Regions from separate parts of the Homo sapiens genome. Here region 1 is linked to region 2. A link is an interaction called in ENCODE POLR2A ChIA-PET data of the cell type or tissue named here. Cell type or tissue: Panc1. All regions are shown on one strand. Links, peaks and the distances in the headings refer to the core of each region. The heading gives the core; the rest is flanking DNA.

What was found. Peaks named below come from ENCODE experiments on the same cell type or tissue, not always from the same donor. Only the 100,000 strongest peaks of a DNase experiment are listed, where the experiment ranks them.
Region 1: POLR2A ChIA-PET joins it to region 2 with 9 read pairs; 5 of 35 experiments call an interaction of 5 or more read pairs at or near these places.

What each region holds. Positions count from the first base shown.
Region 1 is chr3:57,651,482-57,657,255 of GRCh38, reverse strand. All of the region lies in intron 9 of DENND6A (DENN domain containing 6A), which reads left to right. It also overlaps a transcript of PDE12 not described here. Among named protein-coding and RNA genes, the nearest start is that of DENND6A, 39 kb to the left of the region's middle. In Panc1, for the core only: no CTCF peak of the experiment used is centred there; no DNase peak of the experiment used is centred there.
Region 2 is chr3:57,793,567-57,801,590 of GRCh38, reverse strand. The region is part of intron 2 of SLMAP (sarcolemma associated protein); the gene reads right to left. It also overlaps the pseudogene PDHA1P1. Among named protein-coding and RNA genes, the nearest start is that of SLMAP, 41 kb to the right of the region's middle. In Panc1, for the core only: no CTCF peak of the experiment used is centred there; no DNase peak of the experiment used is centred there; H3K27ac peaks cover 322 bases.

The DNA of each region.
Region 1 (5,774 bases), core at 1,775-5,774, 140 kb after region 2:
TGTTGTTTTTACTTTTCTGTATGTTTGAAAAATGTCAACATGGAAAATGAAAAAACAAAAAAGAGATACTGTTAGCACTTAGAAAAGAAATAGAGGAAAAATAAAAAGTAATGTTTGTGCCTTTACCCAGAGCAGCTAAATCTTTGGATTGGTACCCAAGTTCTAGTTCCCCAGGTAGTTCTGATGTATAGGCCAGCTTGAAAAACCACTGCTATAAATGAGCAGTTACGAAATGCTCAAAAAGTCATGAAAGACTTAAAATGGATTTTTTTGGTGGGATCTTTTTTCTTTTATTTTTGAGACAGAGTCTCACTCTATTGCCTAGGCTGGAGTGCACTGCTGCAGTCTTGGCTCACAGCAGCCTCCACCTCCCAGGTTCAAGCGATTCTCCTGCCTCAGCCACCCAAGTAGCTGGGACTACAGGTGCACACCACCATGTCTGGCTACATTTTTGTATTTTTAGTAGAGATGGGGTTTCACCATGTTGTCCAGGCTGGTCTCGAACTCCTGACCTCAAGTGATCCACCTGCCTTGCCCTCCCAGAGTGCTGGGATTACAGGTGTGAGCCACTGCGCCTGGCTGACCTTTTTGTTTGTTTTTTATGACTTGTAAACTACATGGAATACTGCTTCAAAAGATTGGTTAGTTTAAAAAAAAAAAAGATTGGTTAGTTTTATATGTTGCTCTAGCACAGTACAGTCATCCTATTTCTAGGTATTTATTCAATAAAAATGAAAATGTGTCTACATGAAGACCTGTATGCAAATGTCTATATAGTAGCTTTATTCATAACAGTATAAAACTATACACAACCGAAGTATCCATCAACTGGTAAATGGACAAACAAAATGTAATACATGAATGCACATGGAATACTATTCAGCAGTTAAAAAAAAGAAGGAACAGTTGATACATGCAACAATGTGAAAGACTTCCAAAAGCATTATGCTAAGTGAAAGTTTCCAGATAATTTAAAGATACTGAATGATTCCATTTATATGATGTTCTGGAAAAGATAAAACTATAGGGACAGAAATCAGATCAGTGGTTACCTGGGGCTGGGGGAGGAAATCTACTACATAAGGGCTGCGGGCATTTCGTGAGGTGATGGAACTATTCTAGATCTTTGGTAAGGGTAAATTTTACTGCATATAAATTATAAATGTGACTTTTAAAACAAATTAATTTTCTTAAAAAGTACATGTTATGGCATTATTAGGATGAAAAGAGGGAGTGTCCCCAAAATGAATAAATATTACAGGCAAAATATACTAAGAAGAATGTGTACATTTCTCGTTTTGATACTTGACTCATTAAGGAATAATTTGCAGAATTGGCATAAATTAATATAGAGTTCAATTATTGGACATTTTTTCTTTTGAACTTCTGGGTATGAGTCTTACGCTTTATTGTTTGTTACTGATTATCTTAGCTTTTGTGGTAATCTTGCATATCCCATATCTGAAATGGTCAGAATCAGAAGTGTTTTGGATTTTGGACTTTTTTGCATTTGGGGATTTTTGCATATACATAATGAGATATCTTGGGGATGGGCCCAAGTTTAAACACAAGGGTCACTTATGCTTCATATACACCTTATACACATAGCCTGAACGTAATTTAAAAAAATATTTTTAATGATTTTGTGCATGCAACTAAATTTTGATTGCATTTTGACTTTGACTTACCTTGAGGTCATAAGTAGAATTTTCCACTTGTGGCATCATGTCAATGCTCAAAACCTTTTGGATTTGGGAACATTTTGTAATGTAGATTTTCACATTAGGGATGCTCAACCCTTAGTTAATTACCCCCATCACTAACACCTTTGATTAGCACATGTCTTGTCTCCTGGATATGAATTACATAATATTGTTTTAAGAGTGGGGCAAGTAAGTTTGTTGTTTTTAAATTCTTGTTTCCCGCCAGATGCAGTGGCTCACGCCTGTAATCCCAGCACTTTGGGAGGCCGAGGCGGGCGGATCATGAGGTCAGGATTTTGAGACCAGCCTGACCAACATGGTGAAACCCCGTCTCTACTAAAAATACAAAAACTAGCTGGGCATGGTGGCGGGCCGCCTGTAATCTCAGCTACTCAGGAGGCTGAGGCAGGAGAATTGCTTGAACCCAGGAGACGGAGGTTGCAGTGAGCTGAGATCGTGCCACTGCACTCCAGCCTGGGCAACAGAATGAGACTCCATCTCAAAAAAAAAAAAAAATTCTTGTTTTCCAAGAGATGAGAAAACCAAATTTTGAAAAATAATCTCACACAGTGATAGTATTATATCAAGCATTTAATATCTAATGATTAGATTAATGCTTTATTTGTGACTGTGCTTTTTGTTTCTGTAGAGCTTACATTTCACGTTTATTAGTGTGAATGAAAGTTTACATATTTATCCAGTTATATTGAAGGTGATAGATTTACACCAAGACTGAGCTTGAAAGCAAAGTAAAGAGACCTAGAAAGGCATTTGAATTTGAGTAGCAGAGATACAGTTGAGTGTAGGCGCTCCTTTCACTAGGTCAAGGTCTATTCCATGGACCACGCCTTTGGTTTCAGCTTTCTTGATCACAGAAATAGTTTCCTCATTCTGTTTTTGAGGTGAGATTAGAATTGAAGGGCAGTTTTCTGTTGAAAGAAATAGACATTTTCTTGCCTTAGAGTCAGGGACATTTTACTTGATGATATTTGCTATTTGTTCCTAGTACAATGAGAGACACATCAGTTATCACCTCCTGCCACCTGCTTCTCTCCCCTGTTCCCTATTGTGACTTGAGAAACAAGTTATTTTGGCTTTCTACCGCATTGGCTGAGTAGACAACAGTTATAGCTGTTTCTATGTTTCAGAGATTGAGAAAGCCTGTCACCACATAAAATGTATCTGATGCTATCTGACACATGTTGATTTCCTTTGGGTTTAGGTTTCAGATTATAATAACATACTATATCTTTCTCAAAAGGTTGAAACCACTGTTTAATTCTTAGAAGTGAATTTCTGGCTGGGCACGGTGGCTCACACCTGTAATCCCGGCACTTTGGGAGGCCAAGGCAGGTGGATCACGAGGTCAGGAGATCGAGACCATCCTGGCTAACACGGTGAAACCCCGTCTCTACTAAAAATACAAAAAAAAAAAAAATTAGCCGGGCGTGGTGGCGGGCACCTGTGGTCCCAGCTACTTGGGAGGCTGAGGCAAGAGAATGGTGTGAACCCGGGAGGTGGAGCTTGCAGTGAGCTGAGATCGTGCCACTGCACTCCAGCCTGGGTGACAGAGTGAGACTCCATCTCAAAAAAAAAAAAAAAAAAAAAAAAGTGAATTTCTAATTATTTTCCCAAGGCATGGCTGTTTTGGTGGTGGGAGCTTAGCATAAAGGCATGATACGCCAGAATGGGAATATAAATGTGGTACTAAAAAAAAAAAACCCAGTGATTTCCTTACAGACCTTCATTTCAGTAATCCTATACTGCAGTTAATTTGGAGCACGCTACCTTTTTTTTTTTTTTTTTTTAGATGGAGTCTCGCTCTGTCGCCCAGGCCGGAGTGCAGTGGTGCGATCTCGGCTCACTGCAACCTCCGCCTCCTGGGTTCAAGCAATTCTCCTGCCTCAGCCTCCCGAGTAGCTGGGACTACAGGCTTGTGCCACTACATCCGGCTAATTTTTTTTATTTTTAGTAGAGACGGGGTTTCACCGTTGTTAGCCAGGATGGTCTCGATCTCCTGACCTCACGATCTGCCCGCCTCAGCCTCCCAAAGTGCTGGGATTACAGGCGTGAGCCACCGCGCCCGGCCTACTACTAATATTTTTTAGTTCGAGAGAAGTTTCCTTTCCTGAATATTAAAAACTTACCTCCCACCCAAAAAAACAACTTTGATAACATATTATCAGTATAATACAAAGCTTTCAAAGAATGATTTATCTTGTAACTATACTTCCTATCTTCTATGTGTGCCCTTTGCTAATAATATATTAATATACTTGAAAGACAATAATTTGCAACTTGGTGCCTTAAAGGAATCCCACTATTAAAGTCAGTTGGTGAGATGTTTTCATGTAGGCCTTTTTCATTTTTCCTTTGCTTATTTTTACAAACCAACAGAAAAGTAGTAAGTACAATACAGAAGACTTTTTTCCCAAACCATTTGGTAGTAAGCTGGCGACTTGGTGCCCTGTCATCTCTTAATACTTTAGAGTCTATTTCCTACAAACAAGTATACAACGCAACCATCAAAATTGGTAAAATCAACATTGATAAGTTAATATCATCTAATACTAAGACCAGTTCAAATGTTACCAGTTGTTACAATAATGTCTAGTTGAGAATCATCTGTTGCATGTAGCTGTCACATCTCATTAGTCATCTTCAGTCTAGAATAGTTCTTTAGTCTCTGACTTTCATGATCCTGATATTTTGCAGATTACAGGACAGTTATTTTGCAGAAACTCCTCAGTTTAGGATTGTCTGGTATTTACTCCTGATTAGATTGAGGCTCTGCATCTGTCAGGAGGTGGCATATAAGTTGAGCTTGACTTGTTATTGATGATGTTCAGTTTGATAACTTGATTAATGTGGTATCCTCCAAGCTTCTCCACTGATAAGTTAATTGTTTTTTCTTTTGTAATTAGGTATTTTTGGGGGAGATATTTGAAACTATATATGTTATTTATTGATGTGTAACAAATTATCCCAATACTTAGGCTTAAAAGAACAAACATTATTTCACACAGTTTCTGAGGGCTGGAAATCTGGGAGCTGCTTAGGTGGGTAGTTCTGGCTCAGAGTTTTTTATGTGGTTGCAGTCAAGTTGTTATCTGTGGTTTCAGTCAGTTGGACATAGGAGTCTGGAGAGTCTGCTTCCCTACAAGGCTTACTCGCACAGCTTGGCTGGAGATCGCAGTTCTCTGTGGCTGTTGTTAGGAGGTCTCAGCCCTAGCCTTATGGACTTCTCCATAGGGCTGCCTAATGTTCTCACAACATGGCAGCTAACTTTTCCCAGAGCAAGCACTGAGAGAAGGCTGAAGCCACAGTGTCCCGTATGACTCAGCCTTCAAAGTTGTACATTGTCATTTCTACCGTATTCTGTTAATTACAATCAAACCAGTAATCCAGTCCGCGCTCAAGAACGGGAGAATTAGGCTCCATGTTTTGAAAGGACTGTCAAAGAATTTGTGGACAGATGTTATTTATTTATTTATTTTTATTTTTATTTTATTATTTTTGTAGAGAGGGTGTCTTGCTATGTTACCCAGGCCAGTCTTAAACTCTTGCCTCAAGTGATCCTCCCACCTAGGTGTTGGGGTTACAGGAGTGAGCCACCATGCACAGCCTGGACATATTTTAAATCACCACACTATTTTTATATATCTGTTTGGACTCTGATTTCTTGTTTTATTCAATAGATTCTAATCCATTATTACCTATTTTGATATTCAAATTGTCCCAGTTTAGCCAGTGAGAACTTAGTACAGGGTGGCTTCTATGTTCTTTTGCCATATCTCTGTCATTCTTTGAACACTGTCTTGCTTTCTGGTGTGAGATATTCCGGGTTTATCTTTTTTTTTTTTGGTAATTAAATAAACTGGTTTGTAATTATCATATCATACAATATTCAACCTTTTAAAGTACAATTCACTAGTTTTTTAATATATTCACAAAGTTGTGCAACCATCACTGCTAATTCCAGAACATTTTCATCACCTCAAAACATAACCCTGTACCTATTAGCAGTTCCCATTCCCTCTTCTTCCCAGCCCCTTGCCATTACTAATTTAC
Region 2 (8,024 bases), core at 2,273-6,272:
CTATCCATGAATATTATGTTCCCTTAAAAAATGTCTGTGGGCCTGCAGCCTGGTGCAGAGTATAATAACATCCTGGCCACTGCTGCTTGCATTAGAGAGGAAGATGCCCACCTCCATCTCACCCTGTGTGGTGGGCTCACCCAGAAGCCAGCTAGCAGAGTGCTGGTAGCATTCTGTAATTTTGCAAATGAGGCAAACTTGAAATTAAGAAATGTAACCTCAATGGCTGGAAGAGGGCTCGCCTATCACAATAGTACTCACCAGGGAAGACGGACTCAAATATTACAGGATGACGCAGACTGTTCATCAAATGGAATTTAAAAATGGACCTTTCTGTTTATACAGATTTGCTATATTTATTTCTGTATATAGCTGATTTGCTATATATTGTCACCAAAAATGACAGAAATTATTCACATTTCTGTCATTTTTGTGATGTCAGGAAGACTGCTGGGATGAGAAGGAGGGGAAGGACTTGAAGCCAGGATAAATCCCACAGATCATCTCATCACAGCCTATTAGGCTCTGGCTTTAGCTTTACTCATGAACTTTCTGTCCCAGAAATTCTTGTAGAGCTTACAGGACAAAGAGGAGGTTGTGCTAAAGGAAAAGTAGGATCAATGCATATGTATGCCAAGAACTTCTACAGGAGCCATGGCATTGTCAGAGCTCAGGTCTCCTGGGAGCTGGTATTGGCTTGGCCTGTGAGTATAACGGAAAAGATGAGGTCTGAATGACTTTATATTTGAGGCCTACAATATAGCCGCTTTGTGGAAATTACCTCCTATTTTCATCTGTGAGAATAAAACTGCTATGGAATAAGAGCATCTGTTGAGACAGCAGCACCTAGCACTGATTACTATAAGACAGGCAATTTTGTACCTGGACTAAGGATAGACAGAATGAATATTCTATGTGTCCATGAGGCAACAAAGTTTGCCTGTTGTATATTTGGAAAGGGGACCATACTGATGAAGCTGCAGACTTACCATTATCAAGGCACAGTGTAAGTGATCCTGGAGTCAGCTGTACACAAGAAGAAATTCAAGAAGCAAGAGGACTGACTCTATTATGCTTCTCAAAGATAAAATGGTAAATAGCAATCTTGCCAATGTTAAAGAATAAACGGACAGCCGGGCAGGGTGGCTCACAACTGTAATCCCAGCATTTTGGGAGGCCAAGGCAGGCAGATCACCTGAGGTCAGGAGTTCGAGACCAGCCTGGCCAACATGGTGAAACCCCATCTCTACTAAAAATACAAAAATTAGCCAGGTGTGGTGGTGGATGCCTGTAATCCCAGCTACTTGGGAAGCCGAGGCAGAAAAATCGCTTGAGCCCAGGAGGTGGAGGTTGCAGTGAGCCGAGATGGTGCCACTATACTCCAGCCTGGGCTACAGAGCGAGACTCTGTCTCAAAAAACAAATGAAAGGAAACCGATGTTGATACAACTGATCCCAAACTACCTTTGGAAGAATTAGGCCGTTACATTTATTGCATTTTGAAGTTTATGATGTAAATCAGTGGATCCAGTTTAAGTAGATTTTTATTTTTTTTAAGACAGGGTCTTACTCTGTTGCCCAGGCTGGATTGCAGTGGTGCAATCACAGCTCACTGTAACCTCAAATCTCTGGGCTCATGCAATCCCCCTGCCATAGCCTCCAGAGTAGAATCAGATCATTTTAAGGGGATACTGTAAATTTACTATTATGCCTCAATGGAACATCCATGGTCAACTGTAAGAAACTCTGTATTCTTAACTTTGTTAAAACAAACAAGCAAACCAAAAAGCTCGCGAATATGTTTGTACTATGGCATAAAATAAAGTTTTAAAAGTTGGGAAAAAAATTTAATGAGTTCCAAAGGTCCAGTGGTGCAATAAAAAAAATACATCATCCTGATGTTCCAGAGCTTCCCCATTTTCCTCCACAGAAGCAAACATGTTATCAGCCTCTTATATATTAAAAAATGGAAATTTTAACTGAAAAATAAAAACAGCAAACACAAAAAGCTCAAAATGTTTAAAGGAAAAGCTCATAAATTCTTACTTTCAGAAAGAAAAACATGTGGAGAGAAATATAAATACTAAGTAATTAACAGGACCCAAATTATTAGCAGAAGATACAAAAAGTAAACGTGGGGAATTTGGAGGCACTGAGTTACATCTCTGCAACACATAAGGTAGTAATTCTTTGACCTTAGGCAAACAACATCCTAAAATAAAATCCAGTCCCTAAGGCAAAAGCCTTTTCCTCCATCAGTAGGTCACAAAGCTGTCTTGGGCTGGCTTTACCTAACTGTCAAGCCAGAAGACACACTACCTCTCTCCTGTAATGGGTTAGCTAGGTATATTTAATGAACAAAAGTTATTACGATTAGCAAAGAATATCCTTTAACATCTGTTATAAGTATCCCTTAGCATCAGTTATTGTATCCCTTAACTGTGGCAAACTCCTACCTTTTGCTTCCTGGTAATGCTACTCTAACTTACACTCTTAACACAGAAATGATGACTGGACTCCTGCATTGGGCTGCTTCTGCAGCTACATCATGCAGAGATGGGGAGAGCTTCTGAAGATCTAATATTAAATATATTAAAATATAATTTCCATTCTTACCCCATAAGGAAATAATATAATCATTTTTATTATGACTGCAACTATAAACTGAGTGAAGTACTCTAGAGTGACTTGCTCACCGACAACATTTCCAAAGCAATACAATAACTGAGTCAGTATTCACTGAAGACTTATCTCATATAGACAGTGAAATAAAATAATATTATAAAAGTAACACTTCTGCAGTCTTTGTTCAGAGTTCCAAAAGTGAATTTCAATATGGTTGCTGACTCTGAAAGTGATTTTCAGATTTATCTCTTAACAGCATTTGGCTACATTTCTCTTTCTGGGATTAAGTTAAATAACATCTATGCATCAATTGAGTTAAACTAGAGGTCATGCTTTACCAACTTTTAGCTGAGTTTATGTCATAATGTTAGCTTTTCCTAGAATAGGCTAGTCAACTGAGCTATAATATATATTCTCTTGGGTTTTATGCCATTTCCTAAATTTAAAATTAAAACATCAGTTGAGGAAAAATAGCTACAACCTAACAGCCCATGCAACTTAGATTAAGCTGCATACAACATTAGTTTCAAAACAAAGAGAGTCAGAAAACACTCTAGAAAATCAAGTATGAGATTTTTAGTGCTAAAAAGGACTACAAAATACCCTCATCAATGAGGTAACTTAGGGCCCCAAAGCAGCCGCCTATATAAGAACAAGACAAGTAAACAAAGCAAGTCCAAAGTCCAAAATATTCTACTTCACAAACAGACAGCTTCAGCAATCCTGAAAATACCTAAATAAAAAATTAGTTAAACTTTCAAATGACAGACAAATTTAAGAAACCACCCACCTCACTAAAAATATTCTTGGTAATAAATGACTGCTTAGAAAGGAGCTTACATACCAATAAAATTAGTTAACATTTATTTAGTCTTTACCGTGTGCCATGCCATGTATGCCTTCACATATATTAACTCATTTAATTTTCACAGCCCCATATGAGGTATTATTATTATCTGCACTTTACAAATGAAAAACAACCTGAGGCACAATGAAGCTAAATTTCTTGCCAAAAGTCACCAAGGTAATAAGAGGTGAAACCAGGATATGAACCCATTGCAGTGACCTCCACAGCTGTCATCCCTAATTCCTCACTCCTGACTTCCAGATCTTTACCGCTCTACCATACTGTCTATTTTAGCCCAACTCATCACTTTGCAGATAAGCAAACTGTGCTCCTCAAGGAAGAGATAAAATTAATCCAAGGTTTCTAACTATTTAATAACATAACTGGTACTAAACTCAGGTTTCCTATTCACATTATGAGGCTTTTCATTTAATCTTTTTCAAAAATAATTTATTTTGTTTTTCCAAGTATAAAATACTTATTGAAATCAGAAGAATATAATAAAGTACAGAAGAAAATTGAAATAACACCTCCCAGCTTCCAAGAATAACCACATCAACAGTTTAACATATTGCTTTATATGCATTACACGACTAACATTCCACTCTCCTGCCTCGTACTTTTTTTTTTTTTTTGAGATGGAGTTTCATTCTTGTTGCCCAGGCTGGAGTGCAATGGCGCGATCTTAGCTCACTGCAACCTCCACCTCCCGGGTTCAAGCGATTCTCCTGCCTCAGGCTCCCAAGTAGATGGGATTACAGGCACCCACCACCACGCCTGGCTAATTTTGTATTTTTAGTAGAGACAAGGTTTCTCCATGTTGGTCAGGCTGGTCTCAAACTCCCGACCTCAGGTGATCCGCCTGCCTCAGCCTCCCAAAGTACTGGGATTACAGGCGTGAGCCACCACACCTGGCTTTTTTTTTTTTTTTTTTTTAAGATACAGGATCTCACTCTGTCACCCAGGCTGGAGGGCAGTGGTACAATCATAGCTCACTGTAACCTCCAACTCCTGGGCTCAAGTGATCCTTCTGCTTCAGCCTCCCATGTAGCTGGGACTATAGGCACATGCCACCATGCTCGACTAATTTAAAAAAAAAAATTATAGAGACGGGGGTCCTACTACATTGCCCAAGCTGGTCTCGAACTCCTGGCCTCAAGTGATCTCTCACCTCGGTCTCCCAAAGTGCTGAGATTACAGACATGAGCCACCATATCCAGCCCCTTGCCTTGAATTTTTAAAAAATTTTAGAGACATATTCTACATATAGTTGCATTTTTGACATTTTCACTGATATCATCCCAAGGCATTAAGTATTTTTGACAATGTGACTTAATGGTTATATGACATTTCATTAATTTATTTAACCATATGTCTACTGACTATATGTGGTTAATTTTATAATCAGTCTCTGTGATGAAACTGTTATACACACATCTTTATGTAACATCTCTGATAATGTTCTTAGATTAGGTCTCTAGAAATGACATTACTGTGACTTAAAGGGTATAATAATAGCTAATACTTATATGGTGACTGTTGCCAAATCGTTCTAAGTGCTTTGCAGATATTCTAAGTGCTTTATAGCTATATCCTAGCTAATCCTTGCAACAATCCTATGAGGGAGGAAACGAAGGTCCAGAGAGAACAAGTGACTTGTCCAAAATCAGCCAGGAAGTGACACAGCCACGATTCACACCCAGGTAGTCAGGCTCCACGATCCATGCTCTTAATTACCAGGCTAGACTATCCTAATTCCACACTCTTTCAACCACATCATGCAAAGTCTCCTGGAAGTTTATTACAAATACACAAAACAGCTGAGGGACTTTTATTTTACTAAACATCCCAGAAGACTCTACCGTTTGAAAACTACTATTCTGATCTTAACAACAACAAAAAAGAGCAGAACACTTAATAAAACTCCTCCCATAAAACCTTTGATAGTTATATTGGTGGATGTTTTAAATATAGAAGGGAGAGCCAAGTAAGAGAGTACTCAAAATGGTTAAAATACATGTTTATGGCCTTAAATTAGGCAATGGCTTCTTAGAAATGACACCAAAGGCACAAGTGACAACATGAATTTAAAATGTTTTAATTACTAAAAATTACTTATAAAAATAAAAATAGATAAATTGGACTTCATCAAAATTAAAAATATTTACACTTTAAAAGATACTATCAGGACAAATACTATATGATTCCACTTATTTGAAGCACCTAGAATAGGCAAAGTCCTAGAGACAGAAAGTAGAATAGAGGTTACTAGAGGCTGGGGGAGGGGGAAGGGAGAGTTATTATTTAATGGGTACAGTGTTTCTGTTTGGGATGATGAAAAAGTTCTGGAAATGGAGGTTATAGTTACACAACACTGTGAATGTACTTAATGCCACTGAAATGTACACTTAAAATTGTACAAATGGTACATTTTATGTTATGCATATTTTACCACAATCAACACCACCAAGACAACCCACAGAATGAGAGAAAATACTTACAAATCATTTATCTGATACAGGAATTATATCCTGAATATACAACTGATAATCCAATTTTTCTTTTCTTTTTTTCTTTTTCTGAGACGCAGTCTCTCTCTGTTGCCCAGGCTGGAGTGCAGTGGCGTGATCTCAGCTCACTGCAACCTCTGCCTGCCAGGCTCAAGCAATTCTCCTGCCTCAGCCTCCCAAATAGCTGGGACTACAGGTGTGCGCCACCATGCCCAGTTAATCTTTTGTATTTTTAGTAGAGACGGGGTTTCACGACGCTGGCCAGGCTGGTCTCAAACTCCTGAACTCGTGATCCGCCCGCCTCAGCTTCCCACAGTGCTGGGATTACAGGCGTGAGCCACCATGCACGGCCCCAATTTTTCAAAAGGATATAAATCAATATTTCTCCAAAAAAGATACATACAAATGTCTGATAAGGACATGAAATGATGCTCAATTATTAGTCATTAGATTATCAGATTATTAGTCATTAGAGAAATACAAATCAAAATCATTAGATACCATTTCCTACCCACCTGATGGCTACAAAAAAGACCAACATTAAGAAGTATTGACCAGGAAGTGGAGAAATTCCTGGTGGGAATGGTATAGGCACCTTGGAAAACATTTTGGCAGTTCCTCAAGATGTTAAACACGGAGTTACCATATTACCTAACAATTCAATTCCAAGGTATGTACCCAAGACAGCTGAACACAAATTCACACAAAAGCTTGTACACAAACTTTCATAGTGACATTATTCATAACAGCCGAAAGTAGAAAACAGAAACTCAAATGTCCATCAGCTGATTAATGGACAAATAAAATGTGGTAGCTATCTCTAGAATGGAATTTTATCCAGCAATGCAATACCTACATAAACTAGAACTTAGATGAAGCTTGAAAATGCTAAATGAAAGAAGCCAGACACAAAAGACCACATGTTGTATCATTCCATCGATATAAAATGTCCAGATAGGCAAATCTAGAGAGACAGAAAGCAGATTAGTGGTTGCCAGGGTCTGAAGGGAGGAGAAAATGGGGGGGTGACTGCTAATGAATACAAACTTTCTTTTGGGAGTGATGAAAATGTTCTAGAATTAGGTAGCGGTAATAGATGCGCAATTTTGTGAATATACTAAAGACCACTATAGTGTACACTTAAAAAGTAAAAACAAACTAAAATGGTTGAGAAATTCATAAAAAAACATAAATTTTGAAACGAAGTGCTTATAAGTGTTAATATAAGACTGTAAGTATGTGACTTTTGAAAGAGACTCAGGACAGTAAAAGCCAAAGGATAAAGACAAAGTCTTTGTGGTAACTACAGACCATGGAGACAAAGATAGAAATGCCAAAACTGTCAGAAAATTAAGAACCAGGAGAGTATAGCGTACGAACAGAATTTTGGAAAGTTCTATTAAAATGCACACTAAAGAAGTTAGGAAAGTGAGTTTCAGAATAGGGAGAAAATAAAAAGAACAGCCACCAAAACTAAATCACTGAATGACTCATCTAAAAAGTTTCCTGATGACTTTAGAAAACTGTTTTTTTGTTTTTAAGAAAGGGTCTCTCTCTCTCTGTTACCCAGGCTGGAATACAGTAACTCGAACACATCTCACGGCAGTCCTAACCTCTTGAGCTAAAATGATCCTCCCATCTCAGAGTCCTGAGTAGCTGGGGCTACAGGAATACACCATCACACCCAGCAGGATTTTTTTTTTTTTTTTTTTTAAGAAAGATAGTTCTCACTTTGTTGCCCAGGCTGATCTTGAACTTCTGGGCTGAAGTGATCCTCCCACCTCAACCTCCCAAAGTGTTGGGATTACAGGCATGAGTCACCGCACCAGCTTTAAAAAATAAGCGAAGGTTTACCCATCAGAAAAGAACAAGGTTAAGAAGGTACATATATTATCTAAATTCATAAAACTGAAGGAGATATGGGCAGATTTCACCAAATGCTAGTAGTTGAGGACAAAACTAAAATTTAACCAGAATACTCTGGAAATGTATGAAAGTATTGCTATTACACAGTAAATTAATAGGACAAATTAATTATGCTGG